Linked DNA regions of Homo sapiens: region 2 is linked to region 1. The links are chromatin loops, found by intact Hi-C in ENCODE. Cell type or tissue: heart right ventricle. All regions are shown on one strand. Each heading gives the region's core, and the rest is flanking DNA. Links, peaks and the distances in the headings are about the cores only. Region 1 overlaps MAPK1 (mitogen-activated protein kinase 1). Region 2 has its middle 6.9 kb from the start of MAPK1.

Evidence for each region. Hi-C counts contacts between places; a loop is a spot of excess contacts. Peaks named below come from ENCODE experiments on the same cell type or tissue, not always from the same donor. Only the 100,000 strongest peaks of a DNase experiment are listed, where the experiment ranks them.
Region 2: it touches region 1 in a loop (2.7-fold over the local background); 16 of 110 quality-filtered maps call a loop at or near these places.

What each region holds. Positions count from the first base shown.
Region 1 is chr22:21,761,347-21,772,001 of GRCh38, forward strand. It overlaps MAPK1 (mitogen-activated protein kinase 1), which reads right to left. Exons shown (of 9, transcript NM_002745.5): 8 at 7,849-7,974; 9 at 1-2,894. The coding sequence ends at 7,858. Among named protein-coding and RNA genes, the nearest start is that of YPEL1, 31 kb to the left of the region's middle. RefSeq lists enhancers at 3,316-3,365, 3,376-3,425, 5,736-5,805. In heart right ventricle, for the core only: no CTCF peak of the experiment used is centred there; a DNase peak (open chromatin) is centred at 5,951.
Region 2 is chr22:21,869,200-21,879,854 of GRCh38, forward strand. No RefSeq gene overlaps it. Among named protein-coding and RNA genes, the nearest start is that of MAPK1, 6.9 kb to the left of the region's middle. In heart right ventricle, for the core only: no CTCF peak of the experiment used is centred there; no DNase peak of the experiment used is centred there.

The DNA.
Region 1 (10,655 bases), core at 1,821-9,820:
CAATACAGTATTCTTCTACCCAGATGCCACAATGTCTGCGTATCTCTGCTAGCTTTGAGGACCTGTGTCAGGACAGAGTCCTCATGATTAGTTCTTTCAATTCCATCCCACTGGCTTGTTCAGTATTTCTTTTATACTAAATGAAAGGACTGGAATGTTTCAGCAGGAATTTTTTGCTTACATTTTAGACACCAAAAAAGCTATTAGTCTGAAAGCTTATTTGAACATACAAATAGTGGAGGTGCTGTTCCGTGTCACTAATATGAATTAAGATGACCTAATCTGTACATTTTTACAAATGTAAGAAGAGCCAAAATGATGCATCTACTACACATGATAGCTAGCGCTTTTCATAGGTACCTTGGTTAGGACCATTCTCTGCCCAGTTACATTATGTTTGGCATGATTAATAAAAAGCACACAACTTATGGCTACAATGATTCTAGAATGAAGTTAGTGGTTTCATGCCAATCTGACTCCACAGTACCAGGAAGGGGAATGGGAAGGAGCTCACAGTCTCCAGATGTTAGTAGCCAAGGATATGGTTTTCTATTTAGAAGAGGACTCCAAATTAACCTTATAATAGTAACTTTCCATTTAAAAAGAAACAAGAGTAATAAAACTGTCAATGCTTTTTTATAAATGAAAACTGACTAATCAGTGTTATCCGGTAACAGTCACATTTCTGTGTCCCGTCAATGCTGTGTGGACCTTCAGACGGCAGCTCTGAGCACGCAAGTGAAAAGCGCGTATTTCAGGGCAAGAATAGAGATGTGGGTCTGTTTTCCGAGGATGAGCCAGCTATCCTTCCTCAGCCACAGGAGTGGTGAGCGTGAGCACCCTGGGCTGGGTGGTGAGGACTGCGTACTGTGGGGCGGCCCTTCCCAACTCTTGGCTGTGCCCAGCAGCACCTCTGGGGCACAAGGGCAGGCCCTCTTTAGAGAGAACCAGGGAATCCAACCTGAGATGTCGGGGCTTCTTTGTTAGGGTTTGACAGAATATTTGAGACCTAAGATTGTGAATAAAGGAACATGACAGCATCGATTCTCTGCCGAGCAGAGGTAAAAAGGACCCTACAGAAGTACCTTTCTAACTCATCTTATGTAAATCCAAGTGCTGGGCCAGTGCCTGGGCGGCAAAGTGAGGCCTGTGAGCATTTCTGTGTTCAGCACAACCTGAACCTGACTGTCCATTCAGACACGCTGATCCAGAGGAAAGCAACACTGAATCTTAACATGAATGTGAAGATAGAAGATGTACATTTATTTTCATGAATTACAAATGCATTTCTGTTCATATTAGCAGGCAGTCTTTATATAACCCATTCTCCATTGCTGTCAAAAATCAAACAAGAAAAAAGGACAGCTGAGAAATGAAAAGCTAAAAATAGAATTATTTTTCCTAAATGATCTGCTGGATAGCATTTTCCGTGGAACACAACTCAGAGGTAACAATAGAGTTTTCATTTCAATCGTAGGCATGTGGCACTTGGACAGTCATCTCTGCACAGAAAGCTGTAACAGTCATGCGAGGGTACAGTAATTATTGAACAAGGCAAATTTCTCACCACAGAGAGCAGTGGGGAAGTCAAGAGGAGGCACCGCACTGGGACAGAACACCGAGTCAACTCCACAGTACACAGTGGCAGGAACAAATACTTAAAGAGATCAGTAAAATATGGATAGAGCTCCAAACACGAGTTAGTGCTAGCTTTTTCTGACAGTCTGACTCAGCAGTATCAGAAATATTTGAGTACTTGAGGACAGAACAGTGCTTCACGTCATGAGCTCCTGGAGGCTTTATTACAAATTGTTATACTGTAGGTTGAAAAATGAACTTGAGATGCTGACATGCTGTAGAAGGAAAAAGAATTGTATACTTTCTCATTTAAAGACGCAGTGTTCCTCTCTGCTAAATCCTCAGGCATGGAACGTGGTTACTGAAACACCCACATTTGAAGTAGCTCAAGGGCGTATATGCACCAGCATGTGGAGTTCCACCCTGGGACATCCCCAGAAACCGCCCACAGCTCAGCACTGCAACCTTTGTACTTCTCTCACCAAATGTCGAGTGAAGCTGCCACTTTAAATCTTTTTTTGTAAGTCTTACAAACATTAAGTACTGCACATAACGCTTCTTGACAAGTGTTACACCTCTATATGGTACAAGTGACCACAGTAACTACAGAGTGACACTGCTGGGTGCAGTACTTCCTTTTTATTTAGAAAAATGACTGCATTTTCTAAAAGCTGGGCCAATAGCACATACCTTATATATGTTAGTGACTACCATGATATGAGAAAAGACGTGGACAAGTGCTCCCCAAGGATTCCGGAGACGGAAGCACTTGCTGCAGGCTGCAACATCAGCCAAGGTATTTCCACAAGCTCCTGCTCTGGGGAAACAGTTATGGTCAAAAGGTGAAGTGCAAATAAGGGGCTGTCACTGACTTAAAGTGCCCTAGGTAGTAGCCTTCCCTATCATAAAGTGAGATGCCAGTGACTAGAGCCAATTGGGGAAGAATCTCTCTCTGGTGCGGCTGCATGGTCAGCAGGGCATCATGTAGAAAAGGATTCAGGAGAGGGAGGAACCACTGCATCTTTCAAACCAGAAAGCAATTAGTGACTAAAGCAACAGTAAGCAGTAGGTGCACTGAAGTACATACTGCCGCAGGTCACCAATGGGTGACACACACAGGGCTGCCAGGAGGAATTCTCTGGACTGAAGAAATTCTTTGAAAGCATAAAAGCCACAACTACCAGAAACCGCCCCTCCAAACGGCTCAAAGGAGTCAAAGTGGATAAGCCAAGACGGGCTGGAGACAGGACCAGGGGTCAAGAACTGGGAAGAAGAACACCGATGTCTGAGCACGTCCAGTCCTCTGAGCCCTTGTCCTATAGAAACACAAACAGACCACTGAGTTAAGAGTGAGCCATGTGAAAACAGCATCATCATCAGCATCACAAAACACAAAAGTGACAACAGTGAACCACATTAAAACAGCAGCAGCAGCAATAGCATTATGAAAACAGAAAAGGGAAAAAAGACTCCTGCAAAATGGCCATTTCTTTGGACACATTTGGGCAAGGATAACACATGGCAGTTCTGAAGGGGCCAGGGTCAGCCCTCACTCCACAGGCACCTCCTCTCAGACAGTTCTGAGGTGGTTTCCACAACACTCATAGGAAAGACGCCACTCCCCCAGCCTACGCTGACTGCAGTGTTCCTAAGATGTCCTTTATTTACCGTAAGATATCCAACACTAGTGCATGAAAATCTAGCAGAGTATCACTTACTATTTCACAGAGCACTTTCAGAGCTGTGGTTTCCATCTGCCACTCAGGAGGTGGGGCAAGAAGAATGGGCTAACTATAGCCAAACTGTGGACTTGGAGATGGGCTAAGAGGGAGAAGTGGTCTCTTTTATGTAGAGGTGAACTGCAGCCAAACCTACGGGTTGGCAGGAAATTAAAGCTGCCCTAAAATGCTTTCATCTTCAATAAACCAAAGGGAAATGCGGTTCATGCCCCTAGTGATCAATCCACCTGAGAAAATTCACAATCAGGCAGATGAAGAAGGAAGTTGAGCACTGACCTCTACCTTCACCCGCCTCACAGGGTAGGAGACTGAGGACATGGGCTGGGTAGGAATGAGGCTTGTCACAGGTAGTAGGCATGATCAGCTTTTAAACTTGCCCATGGAAACATTTCTAAAACTGACCCCCTTAAGCAAAATACAATGAATATAATTTGACCCTTTTTTAAGACCTTTCGGCCACCACTACAAATATCACTTCATTGCTTCCTCTACCAAAGGGGCCCCACAGCTGTGCTCTGTGGTCCTGGGGTGTATGTTTCTAAGCCTTTCTTGCTGCAGCCAAACGGTCAACCGTGCCCTCCCAGTGTTCCCATGTTTTATTACACCTTTACCTCCTGAGCTCTCCAATTCAGAGCTCCTGATCTCCAGTGTGTGGGCTGGGAACTCAGAGACAATGCTCCTTAGTATTGTGAATGAGTCCTGAGAACTTTCCCAAGGAGCAAGGCTAATCACAGGCAGTGTGCAGCCTGCCACTGTTTCATGCTGGCAAACATTTCAAGAAAATGACATTCTGGGTCCAAAATACCTGGATTCTCTGCCTAGTTTTGCCACTTGATGTACAATTTTGAGCGAAGTGCTCAAAGGCTCCTGTCTTCAGTTTCCTCAATTATAAACATGGATGCATGCTGACTTCCCAAAATTCTGTTGTGATCACCAAAATGAAATGTTTATGAAAGAACCTATCCCATAGTTTAATCAGCCAACCCAGCCCCAGCTTCCCCTGGATTCATGTGATATTCTAGATGACTAAATTGTAAGTCAGTCTAGACGTTGGCAACGTCCTTTGCAATGAATGGATAAAATGCGATGGGTTGATGGGTGGATAGAGGAACAGATGGACAGATCTATGAGAAAACAAGTAAGATGTTAATGTTAACTGTATAATCTAGGTGGTGGGAATATGGGTGTCTACTTTAAATTCCTTCAACTTTTCAGAATAGTTGAAAACTGTCACTAAAAGAATGTTGGGAAAAAAAATCATGCTATAAGCACATAGGGAGCATCTGTGTGTCTTCTGTGTCTGGAGCAAATGAACAACGCACAGAGGTGACTGTCCTTGCCACGCCGGGACTCTCAGAGTGGTGGTGGACCTGAGAGGGATACTGGTCCCCCGCCTTGCAAAGCTGGCTTCAGGAGGCGTTCTGCCAGCAACTGCGCCCTGTGGCCTCAGGAGCAACCCTGCCTCTGTCTTGCCATCCTTGTGCCTGCGGTGCTGCCTGTCTCTTCAGTGGCCTGACCAGTTTTCCCCCAAGTCCCTGCTCTCAGAGGTCCTCCTGCATCCTTACTGCCACCAGAGTCACCTGAGCCACTGCTTCAGGTCAGGCAGCTACCTGTGAGGGAGAGCTGGCCTCCTGGGGAAGCAAGGGCCACAGCCTGGGCTGGCCTCTTTCTCTGCAGCCCCCCTCTTGCCCAGCTGTCTGGCATGCCCGCCTTCCAGGGTCCACACAGCTGTGCCCCTCCCCAACCAGCAAAGAACCCAACTGTCAGGTTTCAGCTGCAGCACAACTGCCGCGAGTCGGCCACACTCTGTGAGGCTTTAATGTCTGCCTTACTCTCTGGGACCCACCATGCCTGTGTCCATCTCTGGGACTCTGTATACTCCTTGTTGTTTACATTTCCTGCTATGAGGCTGCTGGAAAGCAAAACCTGGGTTTTATTCATCTTTGTTCCTTTCCTAACTGGCGAAAGGAAGTGCTCAATGCTGATTAAATGATGAAAAACAAATTATCACGTCAACCCCAGAAGCTCTTTTATACTAAAAATGTGCACAGTTGTGTGTGTGTGTGTCTTTCTCCCCTACTACATGGGCCCCTCTGAGGCTGTGTTTAGGTCCTGCTTGCCGCGTTTGCTGTTAGTGTCTAATGCAGACTAAGCAGGCAGCACTGCCGCCTGACCTGAAGCGACAGAGATGAGATGCTCACAAGCCACCACCTGGCTGAGGGAAAATGACTGTGAAAGGAACTGTGAAGGAAGAAAAGCAACAGAAGTTGCTCAGCTCAATATTCTAGGTTCTGTAAACGGCAAGAGAGTGCTCTTCACAGAAGGGCAGGCCTCACAGGCCATCCAGGTCTGTTATGACTACCCCACGCCGCTGCTGTAGAGGAAAGGCAGCGGGCTGACCAAGGTCTAGTTAACCTGACCTTGTACAGACACTGGGAGTGTGTCCTGGAGCCTCACGGAGGGAGAGGGACGGACTCTTGAGAAACAGAGACAATTGCTCCACTGTGAGCACCTCACAGAGGAGCCAGGAAGGAAGTTCTGTGGGGACTGCAGGTGTGAAAATGGTTGGATCCTGGGGCCCAGCTTTCTGTCAGTGAGTGATTGTGCAAATCACTGTGGCTAACACCTCCTCCACTAGAGAGCCACATGTGTATGGGGCAACAGAAGACATGAACCAGCTCAGCCCCTGCTGATAACAGGCTTCTTTCTCAGTCACTCCGCAAGGCTTATGGCTAGCAGTCCACTGCACGTCCTGTTCGCGTGACTCCACAACACTTCCCTTGGGTTTGAGAGATCGTCTTTTGGGGTGCGTCTGGTGTTAACAGCAGGCTAAGTGAGGGCTTAACAGTGCCAGCAGCCCTGCCTCCCCCAAGTTGGTAGGTTTAGAAAACTTGGAGTCTTTAAGACTTTGCCTTTCCTCCTCCTCTTGAATTTGCCGCTTCTCACCACTTCATTTCTAGTCCAAGGCTACGGCCCCTTTGGTATGGAAGACCAGGCATTTGTTCTTAGCTGATCTCCTACCCAGTATTCCCTCATTTCAACCCCTCCTGCTTTGATGTCAGACTTTTGAAAACACCATTTTCCGGCCCCCAAACTACTAGTGTCTATTCCCTACCAATTCCTCGTTCTGTTGCCCTGCCTGGCTTTCAGGGCTATCTGCTTGGAGGCTGAGTTGGTCATGTCAGTCCTCAGCTCATGTCTACTTGGTTCTTTGTTCTTACTGACGGGGAATGGACGCCTCTAACTGCAACACGGTTCTGTCCAAAGCATCTCCCCAGCAACTGCTTCTACCTTGGCTCACAATTCTTTTTTTTTTTTTTTTTTTTTGAGACGGAGTCTTGCTCTGTCGCCCAGGCTGGAGTGCAGTGGCGCAATCTCGGCTTGCTGCAAGCTCCGCCTCCCGGGTTCACGCCATTCTCCTGCCTCAGCCTCCCGAGTAGCTGGGACTACAGGCGCCTGCCACTGTGCCCAGCTAATTTTTTGTATTTTTAGTAGAGACGGGGTTTCACCGTGGTCTCGATCTCCTGACCTCGTGATCCACCTGCCTCGGCCTCCCAAAGTGCTGGGATTACAGGTGTGAGCCACCGCACCTGGCCCACAATTCTTTATTCACTGCTTCTTTCTATAGAGTTCTAAACACAAGTCCAGTTCTCTCTCCTCTTGTCACATACTCTCTAAAATCAAGATTTGCATTCTTTTCCTGTATACTTTTCTTTTCTGACACAGGGTTCACCCAGGATGGAGTGCAGTGATACAATCATAGCTCATTGCAGCCTTGGACTCTGAGATTCAAGCGATCCTCTCCCCTCAGCCTCTCAAAGTGCTGGGATTATAGGCATGAGCCATTGTGTTGGGCCTGCTCAATTTTTAAAATCTACCAATATTGTCACATTGTTCACCTTCCCTTATGATCTAAGCACATGTAGCTTCTGTGCAGGCCCATGTAAATCCCCCTGACTGGCCAGCCCAGCCTCCATCTCCTGGATGAAGTTTCTCCAGCTCTCCAGCCTACACTGCTAGTCTGAACTGGTAACAGGGTCTGGGCCCCTTGCATGTGACATCAACTGTAGAACCAGGTCCCAGCTAGGAGTTTCTGAAGGGGCAGGCACAGAGGACTCTAATACTAAATTTATTTAACTGGTGGCTCTGCTTTCCATGGGAGGGAGTCCTGAGGCGAACCCTTTCCAGAGAGATGCTCATGTAACTGTGAAACTGCTCTGGACAGGCAGCAAGGAAAGGATGAGAACCCAAAGATGAACAATCTGGAATATGAAAAAGTTGTTTCCAAATAATCACATTCACTACCCTTGAGAGTAAAGGAGGTACTTGGAGTTTCTAATAAACGAGAGAGAGATTCCTAGGAGAATATATGTAACTTTCTAAATAATTTTTAATTCTAAATTTAAAAAAATACCTTCCAATAAGGAGCTTGGAAAAGAATACAAAATAATGGACCTTGAGGAACATAATATTCTAGAAACAAAAGGCAGCGCCTCCCTTGCTAGAGCTCACTGTATTAAACTCCAGGTACCTGACAAATTTAAGATCTGTATCCTGGCTGGAATCTAGCAGTCTCTTCAAAAATTAGTTCTTTGAGCTTTTCCTTAGGCAAGTCATCCAATTCCATGTCGAACTTGAATGGTGCTTCGGCGATGGGCTTTAAAAGAAAACAAAACATTTAACAGTCAAAGTTGTTATGGGTAAGGCAGTAATTTACTGATTCATAAAATGACCACTGCTCAGATTCTGAATTTACAACAGGACTGATGTCTCATAAAAACTTAAGAGTTGATGGCCGGGCGCGGTGGCTCACACCTGTAATCCCAGCATTTTGGGAGGCTGAGGCAGGCGGATCACTTGAGGTCAGGAGTTCGAGACCAGCCTGGCCCAACATGGTGAAACCCCATCTCTACCAAAAATACAAAAAATTAGCCGAGTGTGGTGGTGCACGCCTATAATCTCAGCTACTCAGGAGGCTGAGGCAGGAGAATCGCTTGAACCCAGGAGGCAGAGGTTGCAGTGAGCTGAGATCGTGCCACTGCACTCCAGTCTGGGTGACAGAGAGAGACTGAGAGTTGTGCCCACACTCCTCAAGTTCTCATAAACACTTAGCCTGGGAGCAACTGAATCTGTTTCAAGTGTTTTTCTGAACTTACCACAAATCCCAGAATAATTTTTAAATGTTTTAAGGCAGTGAATGTCGAAATAAGAGAAATGTGCTGCTGTTGGGGTGGTGGTACGTTTATCCAATCAACACCCATAATACTAAAATACATGCATTTCATTAAATAAATCATGGTATCTTTGTATGAAAAAACATCTTAGAGCTGTTAAAAATTAAGCTGCAAGGCCAGGCGCAGTGGCTCACATCTGTAATCCCAGCACGTTGGGAGGCCAAGGTGGGAGGATCATGAGACCAGCCTGACCAACATAGTGAAACTCCATCTCTACTAAAAATACACAAAAATTAGCTAGGCATGGTGGCAGGCCCCCGTCGTCCCAGCTACTCGGGAGGCTGAGGAAGGAGAATTGCTTGAATCCAGGAGGCGGAGGTTGCAGTGAGCCGAGATTGCGCCACGGCACTCTGGCCGAGGCAACAGAGCAAGATTCCATCTCAAAGAAAAATAAAAAAAACTGGCCAGGCACGGTGGCTCACACCTGTAATCCCAGCACTTTGGGAGACCGAGGCAGGTGGATCATGAGGTCAAGATATTGAGACCATCCTGGCCAACACAGTGAAACTCCGTCTCTACTAAAAATACAAAAATTAGCTGGGTGTGGTGGTGCGTGCCTGTAGTCCCAGCTACTCGGGAGGCTGAGGCAGGAGAATTGCTTGAACCTGGGAGGTGGAGGTTGAAGTGAGCCGAGATCACACCACGGTACTCCAGCCTGGCCTGGTGACAGAGCAAGACTCCATCTCAAAAAAGAAAACAAAATTAAGCTGCAAGGAAGATTAATAGGAAAATGCCTATGTTGTGTCAAGAGAATGAAAACTATTTTATTTTTAAAATTTAGATACAGAAATACAAGACTGAGAAGGAAATACTCCAAAATGTTAGTAACTGTAACAAGATTATAAAGCTACATATTTGTAGTATGAAAAAAATCTCTCCTGTATTTTCTTACAAGTTTGCTTTTCTCTTTTTTTTTCTATACAAAACCTCGCTTTGTTGCCCAGGCTGGAGTGCAGTGGTACGATCCCGGCTTACTGCAACCTCTGCCTCCTGGGTTCAAGCGATTCTCCTGCCTCAGCCTCCGGAGTACCTGGGATTATAGGCGCCTGGCACCACACTTGGCTAATTTTTGTATTTTTAGTAGAGACAGGGTTTCACTATGTTGGCCAGGCTGGTCTCGAACTCCTAACCTCAGGTGATCCACCAACCTTGGCCTCCCAAAGTGCTGTGATTACAAGTGTGAGCCACCATACCTGGCCCCATTTTTTTTTTTGAGACTGAGTCTCATTCTATTGCCTAGGCTGGTGTGTACTGGCATGATCTTGGCTCGCTGCAACCTCTGCTTCCCGGGGTCAAGCAATTCTTATGCCTCAGCCTCCAGAGTAGCTGGGATTACAAACATGTACTACCACGCCCAGCTATTTTTGTATTTTTAGTAGAGACGGGGTTTCCCCATGTTGGCCAGGCTGGGCTTGAACTCCTGACCTCAAGTGATCCTCCTGCCTCGGCCTCCCAAAGTGCTGGGATTACAGGCGTGAGCCACTGCGCCCAGCCCCCATTTTAATTTTTAACCATACTCCAGAAAGCTATTTAAGTAAAATATAAACTGTCTATTTAGATCAAAGAACCCCATACACACTCAGTGACAAACTGATTATTATTTTTTAGAGAAAGAGTTTTGCTCTGTCACCGAAGCTGGAGTGCAGTGGTGTGATCACAGCTCACTGAAACCTCGATCTCCTGGGCTCAAGAGATCTTTCCACCTCAGCCTTCTGAATAGCTGGGACTACAGGTGTGAGCCACCATGCCTGGCCACATTTTGATTTTTAAATGCCCGTGAACTAATGCAATGTTACAGAACTAAGCTGATGATAATACCAGCTGTCAATCAGTGAATGCCTAGAATCTCACCTCTCACCCATGTAATCCTCACATGGGGCCTTTAGGGGGAGGAAGCACAGACCCCAAACTCTGCACTAAGCTTTGGCCATCTGAAAGGGGAGAAGGACTCATGTCCAGAAGAATAAATAGCTCAGCCCGAAGGAGGGCTATGCATCTGGGATCACAGGAGGTGTCCTACACGCATCACCCACCACCCCAGCCAGCTGATTTGGACTCGGAAGCTTGGGAAATCTCCAGCCCACTAAGCTTGTAAGAGCCCCAA
Region 2 (10,655 bases), core at 1,549-9,548, 110 kb after region 1:
AAGAATTCAAGACTAGCCTGGGCAACACAGCAATACCCTGTCTCTAAAACAGAGAAACAAACAAACAAAAAATCCTGTGGGGGAAAAAGGATGTGACACATGAGAAAAGGAATAAACTGCTCCAGCCAAAATTTACTCCTTCAAAATATATTTAGCCCATGAAGCAGGACCCAATTTTAGAAAATACCTAATTCTTGAGTTAATGGGTGCAGCACACCAGCATGGCACATGTATACATATGTAACTAACCAGCACATTGTGCACATGTACCCTAAAACTTAAAGTATAATAATAATAATAAAAAGAAAATACCTAATTCTTATTCTCAAAAGAGGACATTGCATATTTTTTTAAAAAACAGGCCAAGATAAATGGAGTACCATGAAATTAAAACCACAATAACCGGCCGGGCGCGGTGGCTCACGCCTGTAATCCCAGCACTTTGGGAGGCGGAGGAGGGCAGATTGCCCAAGCTCAGAAACTGGGGACCAGCCTGGGCAACATGGTGAAACCCCGTCTCTACTAAGATACAAAAAATTAGCTGGGCCTGCCGGTGTGCCTGTAGTCCCAGCTACTCGGGAGGCTGAGGCAGGAGAATTGCTTGAACTCGGGAGGCAGAGGTTACAGTGAGCTGAGATCGCGCCACTGCACTCCAGCCTGGGCCACAGAGTGAGACTCCGTCTCAAAAAAAAAAAAAAAAAAGAGGCCGGGTGCGGTGGCTCACGCTTGTAATCCCAGCACTTTGGGAGGCCGAGATGGGCGGATCACAAGGTCAGGAGATCGAGACCATCCTGGCTAACATGGTGAAACCTCGTCTCTACTAAAAATACAAAAAAAAAAAAAAAAAAAATTAGCCGGGCGTGGTGGCGAGTGCCTGTAGTCCCACCTACTCCGGAGGCTGAGACAGGAGAATGGCGTCAACCCGGGAGGCGGAGCTTGCAGTGAGCCGAGGTCACGCCACTGCACTCCAACCTGGGTGACAGAGCAAGACTCCGTCTCAAAAAAAAAAAAAAAAAAAGTAGACTTGATGCAGAAGAGTACATCAGCAATATAGAAGATAAACATGAGAAAATTTTCAAGAATATAGAACAAAGTGATGGAATCCTGTAAGAGAAGATAATGGGGATGGACAGCATCTAGGGATTCTAACTCTAGGCATCCCCACAGGAAGACAGAGCAAATCGGTTAGAGCGAATAATCAAAATTACAATAGGAGAAAAGTTTCCTTAGGTTGCAAAAAGGTCTGAGGTGGAGGTGGGAAATAGAGTGGGTTCACTGAGATTGAGAAAAATTAAGAAGAAACCAACAACACATAATCTGGGAAAATCATTAAGTTTCAGGGATAAAGAACAGACACTAATAGACCCAATTAGGGAAAAAAATGTTATTTATAAAAAAGCTGGCCAGCAGGCACGGTGGCTCGTGCCTGTAATCCCAGCACTTTGGGAGGCCGAGGCGGGCGGATCATGAGGTCAGGAGTTCTAGACCAGCCTGGCCAACATGGCGAAACCCCATCTCTTCTAAAAATACAAAAATTAGCTGGGTGTGGTGGTGTGTGCCTGTAATTCCAGCTTCTTGGGAGGCTGAGGCAGGAGAATTGCTTGAATCCAGGAGGTGGAGGTTGCAGTGAGCCGAGATCGTGCCACTGCACTCCAGTCTGGGCAACAGAGTGAGATTCCGTCTCCGGGGGAAAAAAAGATGGCTGGGCGAGGTGGCTCACACCTGTAATCCCAGCACTTTGGGAGGCTGAGGCGGGTGGATCACCTGAGGTCAGGAGTTCGAGACCAGCCTGGCCAACGTGGTAAAACCTTGTCTCTACTGAAAATACAAAAATTAGCCGAGCATGATGGCTGGCACCTGTAATCCTAGCTACTTGGGAGGCTAAGGCAGGAGAATCGCTTGAACCCGGAAGGCATAGGTTGCAGTGAGCCGAGATTGCACCATTGCACTCCAGTCTGGGTGATAAGAACGAGACTCCATTTAAAAAAAAAAAAAGCTAAAAACTGGCTTTATTCAGATTTTTCCTCTGCAACACTTAAAAGCCAAAGGAAAATAGAACAAGATTGACAACACTTTGAAGGGGTAGGTTTCGACCCTTCATAGATTCATAGATGGTGGCAAGAACGAGACTCCATCTCAAAAAAAAAGCTAAAAACTGGCTTTCTTCAGATTTCTCCTCTGCAACACTTAAAAGACAAAGGAAAATAGAACAAGATTGACAACACTTTGAAGGGGTAGATTTTGACCCTTCATAGATGATTTCATTCACTCCAGTGCCTTAATTCCTCCTAGATCTTTTTTTTTTTTTTTTTTTTTTGGAAAATTATATATAAAAGGAGACGGGGGCCAGGCGCGGTGGCCCACGCCCATAATTCAGCACTTTGGGAGGCCGAGGTGGGCGGATCACCTGAGGTCAGGAGTTTGAGATAAGCCTGGCCAACATGACAAAACCCTGTCTCTACTAAAAATACAGAAAAATTAGTTAGGCATGGTGGCTCATACCTGTAATCCCAGCTACTTGGGAGGCTGAGGCGGGAAGGTCTCTTGAACTCAGGAGGTGGAGGTTGCAGTGAGCAGAGATCACACCACTGCACTCTAGCCTGAGTAACAGAGTGAGACTCCATCTCAAAAAAAAAAAAAAAATAGAGAGAGACGGGGTCTCACTTGTTGCCCAGGCTGGTTTTGAACTCCTGGCCTCAAACCATTCTCCTACTTCAGCCTCCCAAGTAACTGGGACTATTGGTATGCACCTCCTTCCTCCCAGATCTTTTTTTTTTTTTTTTGAGACAGAGTCTCACTCTGTTGCCCAGGCTGGAGTGTGGTAGGGTGATCTCGGCTCACGGCAACCTCCACCTCCCAGGTTCAAGCAATTTTTCTGCCTCAGCCTCCCGAGTAGCTGGGATTACAGGCATGCACCACCACGCCCAGCTAATTTATTTTTTGTACTTTTAGTAGAGGCGGGGTTTCACCATATTGGCCAGGCTGGTCTCAAACTCCTGACCTCGTGATCTGCCCACCTCGGCCTCCCAAAGTGCTAAGAATACAGGTGTGAGCCACCGTGCCCCTCATTTCCTGGATCTTTATTGCTCAGAAGATCTCTCCTGAATTCCAGGTCAGCATGTCCACCTGCACACAGGACAGCTCCATGTGACATCCCACAGGTGTTTCAGTGCCACAAATTTAAACCACCATTGGTTAACTGCATGAGTTCTGTGCTGAGACTGTTTGAATCTTGGCTGCTCTGCTTACCAGCTGTGTGACCTTGTCCTCATTTTCCTCAGACTTAAAATGGGATCACAATAATGCCTACCTCACATAAGTCTGTTGGACAGAGTACATAAGACAACATATGTGAAGAGCCTGACACATATTATGTTATGTACCCACTAAATGTTATCTGTTACCTACCTCACCTAAACCTGTTGTTTATCTTGTATCTGTGGATAGCATCACCTTCACCCAGACACTTAAGTTGGAGAGTTCACTATAATCTTTAACAACACATTTTACCTCAAGCCTTACCCTGTACCCCATCCAATCAATTATGAACTATAAATTCTGTTTCTTTAATAGTTCAGAAATCTTTACTACCTAAAGTCTGATCTCCAGGCCAGGTGTGGTAGCTCATGTGTGTAATCCCAGCACTTTGGGAGGCTGAGGCAGGAGGATTGTTTGAGCTCAGGAGTTTGAGACTGGGCAACATAGGGAGACCCCATCTCTACATAAAATTTTACAACTAGCCAGGTGTGGCCGGGTGTGGTGGCTCACATCTATAATCCCAGCACTTTGGGAGGCCGAGGTGGCGTGGATCGCTTGAGGTCAGGAGTTCAAGACCAGCCTGGCCAACATGTTGAAACCCTGCCTGTACTAAAAATACAAAAATTAGCTGGGTATGGTGGTGGCATGCACCTGTAATTCCAGCTACTCAGGAGGCTGAGGCAGGAGAATCACTTGAACCTGAGAGGCGGAGGTTGCGGTGAGCCAAGATCATGCCATTGCACCCCAGCCTGGGTGACAAGAGCAAAACTCCATCTCAAAAAAAAAAAATACAAATACACCTGTAATCCCAGCACTTCGGGAGACCGAGACGGGCGGATCACGAGGTTAGGAGATCAAGACCATCCCGGCTAACACGGTGAAACCCCGTCTCTGCTAAAAATACAAAAAATTAGCTGGGCGTGGTGGCGGGCGCCTGTAGTCCCAGCTACTAGGGAGGCTGAGGCAGGAGAATGGCGTGAACCTGGGAGGTGGAGCTTGCAGTGAGCCGAGATAGTGCCACTGCAGTCCAGCCTGGGTGACAGAGCGAGACTCCTCAAAAAAAAAAAAAATACAAATACAAAAATTAGTCAGGCATGGTGGCAGACCCCTGTAATCCCAGCTACTTAGGAGGCTGAGGCACAAGAATTGATTGAACCCAGGAGGGGCGGAGGTTGCAATGAGCCAAGATCGTGCCACTGCACTCCAGCCTAGGCAACAGAGCAAAACTCCATCTCAAAAAAACAAACAAACAAAAAACTAGCCAGCGTAGTGGCACCCATGGCCCCAGCTACTCAGGAGGCTGAGATGGGAGGATCAGCTTAGCTGGGAGGTCGAGGTTGCAATGAACCGTGATTGCACCACTGCATTCCAGCCTTGGAGACAGAGCAAGACATCGACAAACATCAAAAAAAAGTATGTCTCGAAAAACAATAAAAGTGGTATCCAGACCAGCAGCATCAGCATTATTCACAAGTTTGTTAGAAATGCAGCATCTCAGACCCAACCTGAATAAAATCAGGATTTTAATAAGATACCCAGGTGATTGATATGCATGTTAAACTTTGAGAAGCACTGTTTTTATTTATTTTACTTTTTTTTTGAGATGAAGTTCTGCTCTGTCACCCAAGCTGGAGTGCAGTGGCACAATCTCAACTCACTACAACCTTTGCTTCCCTGGTTCAAGCAATTCTCCTGCCTCAGCCTCCTGAGTAGCTAGGATTACAGGTGCCCACCACCACACCCAGCTAATTTTTGTATTTTTGGTAGAGACAGGGTTTTGCCATGTTGGCCAGGCTGATCTTGCACTCCTGACCTGAGGTGATCCGCCCACCTCGGCCTCCCAAAGTGCTGGGATTACAGGCATGAGCCACCGTGCCTGGCTGAGAAGCACTGTTTTAAATGTCACCACTTCATCCCCGGTGCCACTCTGCTGGTTCATGTGTTGTGTCAACTCTCTAACCAAGGCTACCACAATATCCTTAATTAAGTTTTCTGCTTTCAGTGTGCCCTGGTCCAATTGTTTCTTTCTCTTTTTTTTTTTTTTTTTTTTTGAGATGGAGTCTCGCTCTGTCGCCCAGGCTAGAGTGCAGTGGCGCGATCTCGGCTCACTGCAAGCTCTGCCTCCCGGGTTCATGCCATTCTCCTGCCTCAGCCTCCCGAGTAGCTGGGACTACAGGCACCTGCCACCACGTCCGGCTAATTTTTGGTATTTTTAGTAGAGACAGGGTTTCACCGTGTTAGCCAGGATGGTCTTGATCTCCTGACCTCATGAGCCGCCCGCCTCGGCCTCCCAAAGTGCTGGGATTACAGGCAGGAGCCACCACGCCCAGCCATTTCTTTCTCCTAAACCCAGATCAATCTTTCCACAACAAATCTGACTGTCCCTCCTCCTCTTCTTCTTCTTCTTTTTTTTTTTTTTAATTTTTTAGGAGACAGGGTTTTGCTCTGTTGTCCAGGCTGGAGTGCAGTGGTATAATCATAGCTCACTGCAGCCTTGAACTCCTGGGCTGAAGCCATCCTGCTGCCATAGCCTCCCAAGTAGCCAGGACTACAGGCACGTACCACCATGCCTGGCTAATTTTTAAAAGTTTTTGTAGAGACAAGATCTCACCGTGTTACCCAGGCTGGTTTCAAACTCCTAGCCTCAAATGATCCTCCCATTTTGGCCTCCCAAAGTTCTAGGCTTACAGGCATAAGCCACCACGACTGGCTGTCCCTCCCCTTCTTTTTTTTTTTTTTTTTTTTTTTTGAGGTGGAGTCTTGTTCTGTTGCCCAAGCTAGAGTGCAGGGGCACAATCTTGGCTCACTGTAACCTCTGCCTCCCAGGTTCAAGCAATTCTCCTGCCTCAACCTCCCAAGTAGTTGGGACTTCAGGTGCATGCCGCCATGCTCAGCTAATTTTTTGTATTTTAGTAGAGACAGGTGTTGCCCAGGCTGGTCTCGCACTCCTGAGCTCAGGCAATCCACCGCCTCAGCCTCCCAAAGTACTAGGATTACAGGCGTGAGCCACTGCACCCAGCCTGTCCCTCTCCTTCTTAAGTGGCTCCCCATCACACTCAGAGTGAGAGCTTTGCTGGCTACCTCTCCACCCTAATCTCCTCTTCTCTCCCTGACCCTTGCTTTCCACGCACCAGCCATGCTAATCTACCCTCAGTACTCTCGTGTCTTTTGGTTTTAGCATGTATCAGTCTCCCTCCCTGTAACATGTTGTCTCTGCGCTATTCCAGCATTGGTGGACATTTAAAACTACCACACTGTTATGGGATGATGCGTCTGACTGTTAATTTTCTCCAGAGAGCGCCTCTTGCCTAGTTCCATGGGCACTAAGCAACCTTATGATTAGAGTTTGGGTTCACTTGTGATTTTCTGATGGGGAAAGTTCCCTGACCAGAGGACAACCCCATTTGGGTCCTATGGCAATGACTGTTCATTCTAAGATGGGGTTTAGTCTCATCGGTCTCTACTGAGTCAGGTTAGCATGAGCCAGGCCCAGAGGGAACAATCATCTAGCTCCGACAACAACAAGTTTCTGGAAACACAGTGGAGAACTAGCCTCTGGAACATGGTAAGACAATAACTAAGCTACCATCTAAGCATAAGGCCGACTACCTGAATGTCTTTCTTACTGACTCAATACGGTGGCAATAATTCACAGATCTGCAGAATCTTAGAAAACAATGGACATCTACCCAGCATTGACTCCTCCTTCTGGTAGCAGCAACCTAGATTTTTTTTTTTTTGAGATGGAGTCTTGCTCTTGTCATCCACGCTGGAGTGCAATGGCACAATCTTGGCTCACTGCAACCTCCGCCTCCGGGGTTCAAGTGATTCTCCAGCCTCAGCCTCCAAAGTAGGTGGGATTACAGGCACTCACCACCATGCCCAGCTAATTTTTGTATTTTTAGTAGAGATGGGGTTTCACCACGTTGGCCAGGCTGGTCTCAAACTTCTGACCTCAGTTGAGCTGCCCACCTCGGCCTCCCAAAGTGCTGGGATTACAGGCATGAGCCACCATGCCTGGCCAACCCAGTTTTTATTTGGTGACCTGTCCCTTCTGCACTCATGTAGTTTGAAGGGCTGGCCTCATCCCCAAGTTCAAGAGAACCATGTGACCCAGGGCTCCCTAATCAGAACACAGACATTGGTTCAAAGGATGGGCATGTGACCTGATTCAAGCCAATGATATTCAGCTCAGACTTTTGCAGAAACTATTAGGAAAAAGGTGTTCCCTTTTTGCTGGGGTGGTGGGAAGTGAATGTGAGTCTGTGGCCAGACATGCCACGATGCAAGAAACACCCTCCGAGAGGAAGACAGAGATGAAGACAATTCCTTCCTGCTGCAGTTTGAGGCTGTATATAGCTAAGCCTGAACTTTAGGTTTCTGTCACTTAAAGCCATAAGAGTTCTGACTAATGCACTACCCAATTAACTCATTTTTCTGCAGAAATTGCTCAGAACTGTGCAATAAATTGTGAGACATGAATCAGAAACTCATGAATGATGAAATGAGAGAAAAGAACTGGCAATGAGCCTTGAAACTAGCTAAAGATAGAGAGATAACGGAATAAAAACACCACTCAGTAGAGACTGATACTGATAAGTTGAAATAATTGTTGCTATGGTAACAAACAAAATGCAAAATAAAAAGTTGAGAACGAAGATCTTTAAAAATAGGGTTTTAAACCTGAGATTATGCAGTGGAAACCAGGGGAGAAGAAAGAGGATAGAAAAGCCAGAGACTATGTCTTTGTTTTATGTAACATGAGGATAAAAGTTATTTAAAAAAATATATAAGTTCATATAATTTTTCAGTGTAAAAAGCCTTATGTATACCTTATAATTCATTACATGAGACGAAAGGAACAACGTAATTCATACAGCAAAAATCAAGAGTCTTAGGAAGTATACTAGATACTTTCCTCACATTTGTAAATTAAAAAAAGAAATGGCAAGAAATTATAAACAAGAATATCAAAACACCAGAAAATTAGAAAATTAGATGAGCAAAGGTTAGATTACGTATAACAAGCCAAATGTAAACAAGTAAAAATGTAAACTTCTAAAATTACTATTTAAAATATTAAAACTTCAGATCACATCAAAAAGCAAACTGAATATATACTGTTGTTTAAAAAGATATGCCTATTTATGTGTGTGTATATATATAGTATGTATATGCATATATATACATATTAGTAGTATGTATACTAATAATATATATAATATAAAAAGGCTTTGTTACTGGACATGGTGGCTCACACCTGTAATCCCACTGCTTTGAGAGGCTGAGGTGGGAGGATTACTTGAGGCCAGGAGTTCAAGACCAGCCAGGTCAACATAGCAAGACTCTGTCTCTACAAAAATAAAAATTAAAAAATTAACTGAGTGTGGTGGTACACACTTGTAGTTCCAGCTATCCAGGAGGCTGAGGCAGGAGAATCCCTTAAGCTCAGGAGTTAGAGGCTGCGGTAAGCTATGATCACATCACTGCACTCCAGCCTGGCCAACAGAGCAAAATCCTGTCTCAAAAAAAAAAAAAGGCATTGTGAAACTAAAGGCACCAAATAACATAACAACACAAAACAAGAAGCAGAGCCGGGTGTGGTGGCACATACCTATCGTCCCAGCTACTCAGGAGACAGAGGCTGGAGGATCACTTAAGACTATTAAGACTGGAAGTTTGAAGCTGTAGTGCCATATGATCATGCTTGTGAATATGCACTGCATTCCAGCCTGGGCAACATAACAAGATCTTGTCTCTTTAAAAAAAAAAAAAAGTCGGCCGGGCGCGGTGGCTCACGCCTGTAATCCCAGCACTTTGGGAGGCCGAGGCGGGTGGATCATGAGGTCAGTAGATCGAGACCATCCTGGCTAACAAGGTGAAACCCCGTCTCTACTAAAAAAATACAAAAAATTAGCCGGGCGCGGTGGCGGGCGCCTGTAGTCCCAGCTACTCGGGAGGCTGAGGCAGGAGAATGGCGTGAACCCGGGAAGCGGAGCTTGCAGTGAGCCGAGATTGCGCCACTGCAGTCCGCAGTCCGGCCTGGGCGACAGAGCGAGACTCCGTCTCAAAAAAAAAAAAAAAAAGTCTATAGGAACACAGCTAATAGAAACACAGTTATAGGCTGGGCTCAGAGGCTCACACCTGTAATCCCAGTGTTTTGGGAGGCCAAAGCAGGAGGATTTCTTGAGGCCAGGAGTTACAGATCATCCTGGGCAATGTAGCGAAGCCCCTCTCTAAAAAAAAAAAGTTTTAAAAATTAGTCACGTGTGGTGGCATGCATCTGCAGTCCTATCTACTTGGGAGACTGACATGGAAGGATGGCTTGAGCTCAGGAGTTTGAGGCTGCAGTGAACTATAATTATAGTAAAATATGATATACCATTATCAGACTGTGACATATAAACAAAAATAAAGATGAGCTAAACAGCAGAATTAGTAAGGTATAAAAACTTACGCTGTGTCCTCCACCTACATAAAATACATCACCACCACTCCCAGTATCTCTGGAACATTGACAACAACTTATCCTTTACTGGACCACAAAATTTGTTTGTTTGTTTTTTTTTTTTTTTGAGATGTAGTTTCGCTCTGTTGCCCAGGCTGGAGTGCAGTGGCACGGTCTCAGCTCACTGCAACCTCCATCTCCCTGGTTCAAGCAATTCTCCTGCCTCAGCTTCCCAAGTAGCTGTGATCACAGGCACCCACTGCCACGCCCTAAGTTTTGTATTTTTAGTAGAGACTGGGTTTCACCATGTTTGCCAGGCTGGTCTCCAACTCCAGCCCTCAGGTGATCTGCCCACCTCGGCCTCCCAAAGTGCTGGGATTACAGGCATGAGCTACCACACCTGGCCCACAAAATTTTTTAATAAATCCAAATAAGCAAAAATTGTTGAGGTCAAATCCTCTGATCACAGCACAGTTTAACAAATGAACAATCATACGAAGTTTAAAATTAACAAACATCCTACTAAGTGCTTTATTAGAACATTAGCAGACATTCTACTAAGATTTCAGTCAGATGGCCGGACGCGGTGGCTTACACCTGTAATCCCAGCACTTTGGGAGGCCGAGGAGGGCGGATCAACTGAAGTCAGGAGTTTGGAGACCAGCCTGGCCAACATGGTGAAACCCTGTCTCTACTAAAAATACAAAAATTAGCTGGGCGTGGTGGTGCATGCCTGTAATCCCAGCTACTTGGAGGAGGCTGAGCGAGGAGAATCACTTGAACCTGGGAGGCAGAGGTTGCAGTGAGCCGAAATCGCGTCATTGCTCTCCAGCCTGGGCGACGAGTGAGACTCCATTTAAAAAAAAAAAAAGGTTTCAGTCGGGAAGCCAGGTGCAGTGGCTAGCACCTATAATCCCAGCACTTTGGGAGGCTGAGGCAGGTGGATCAC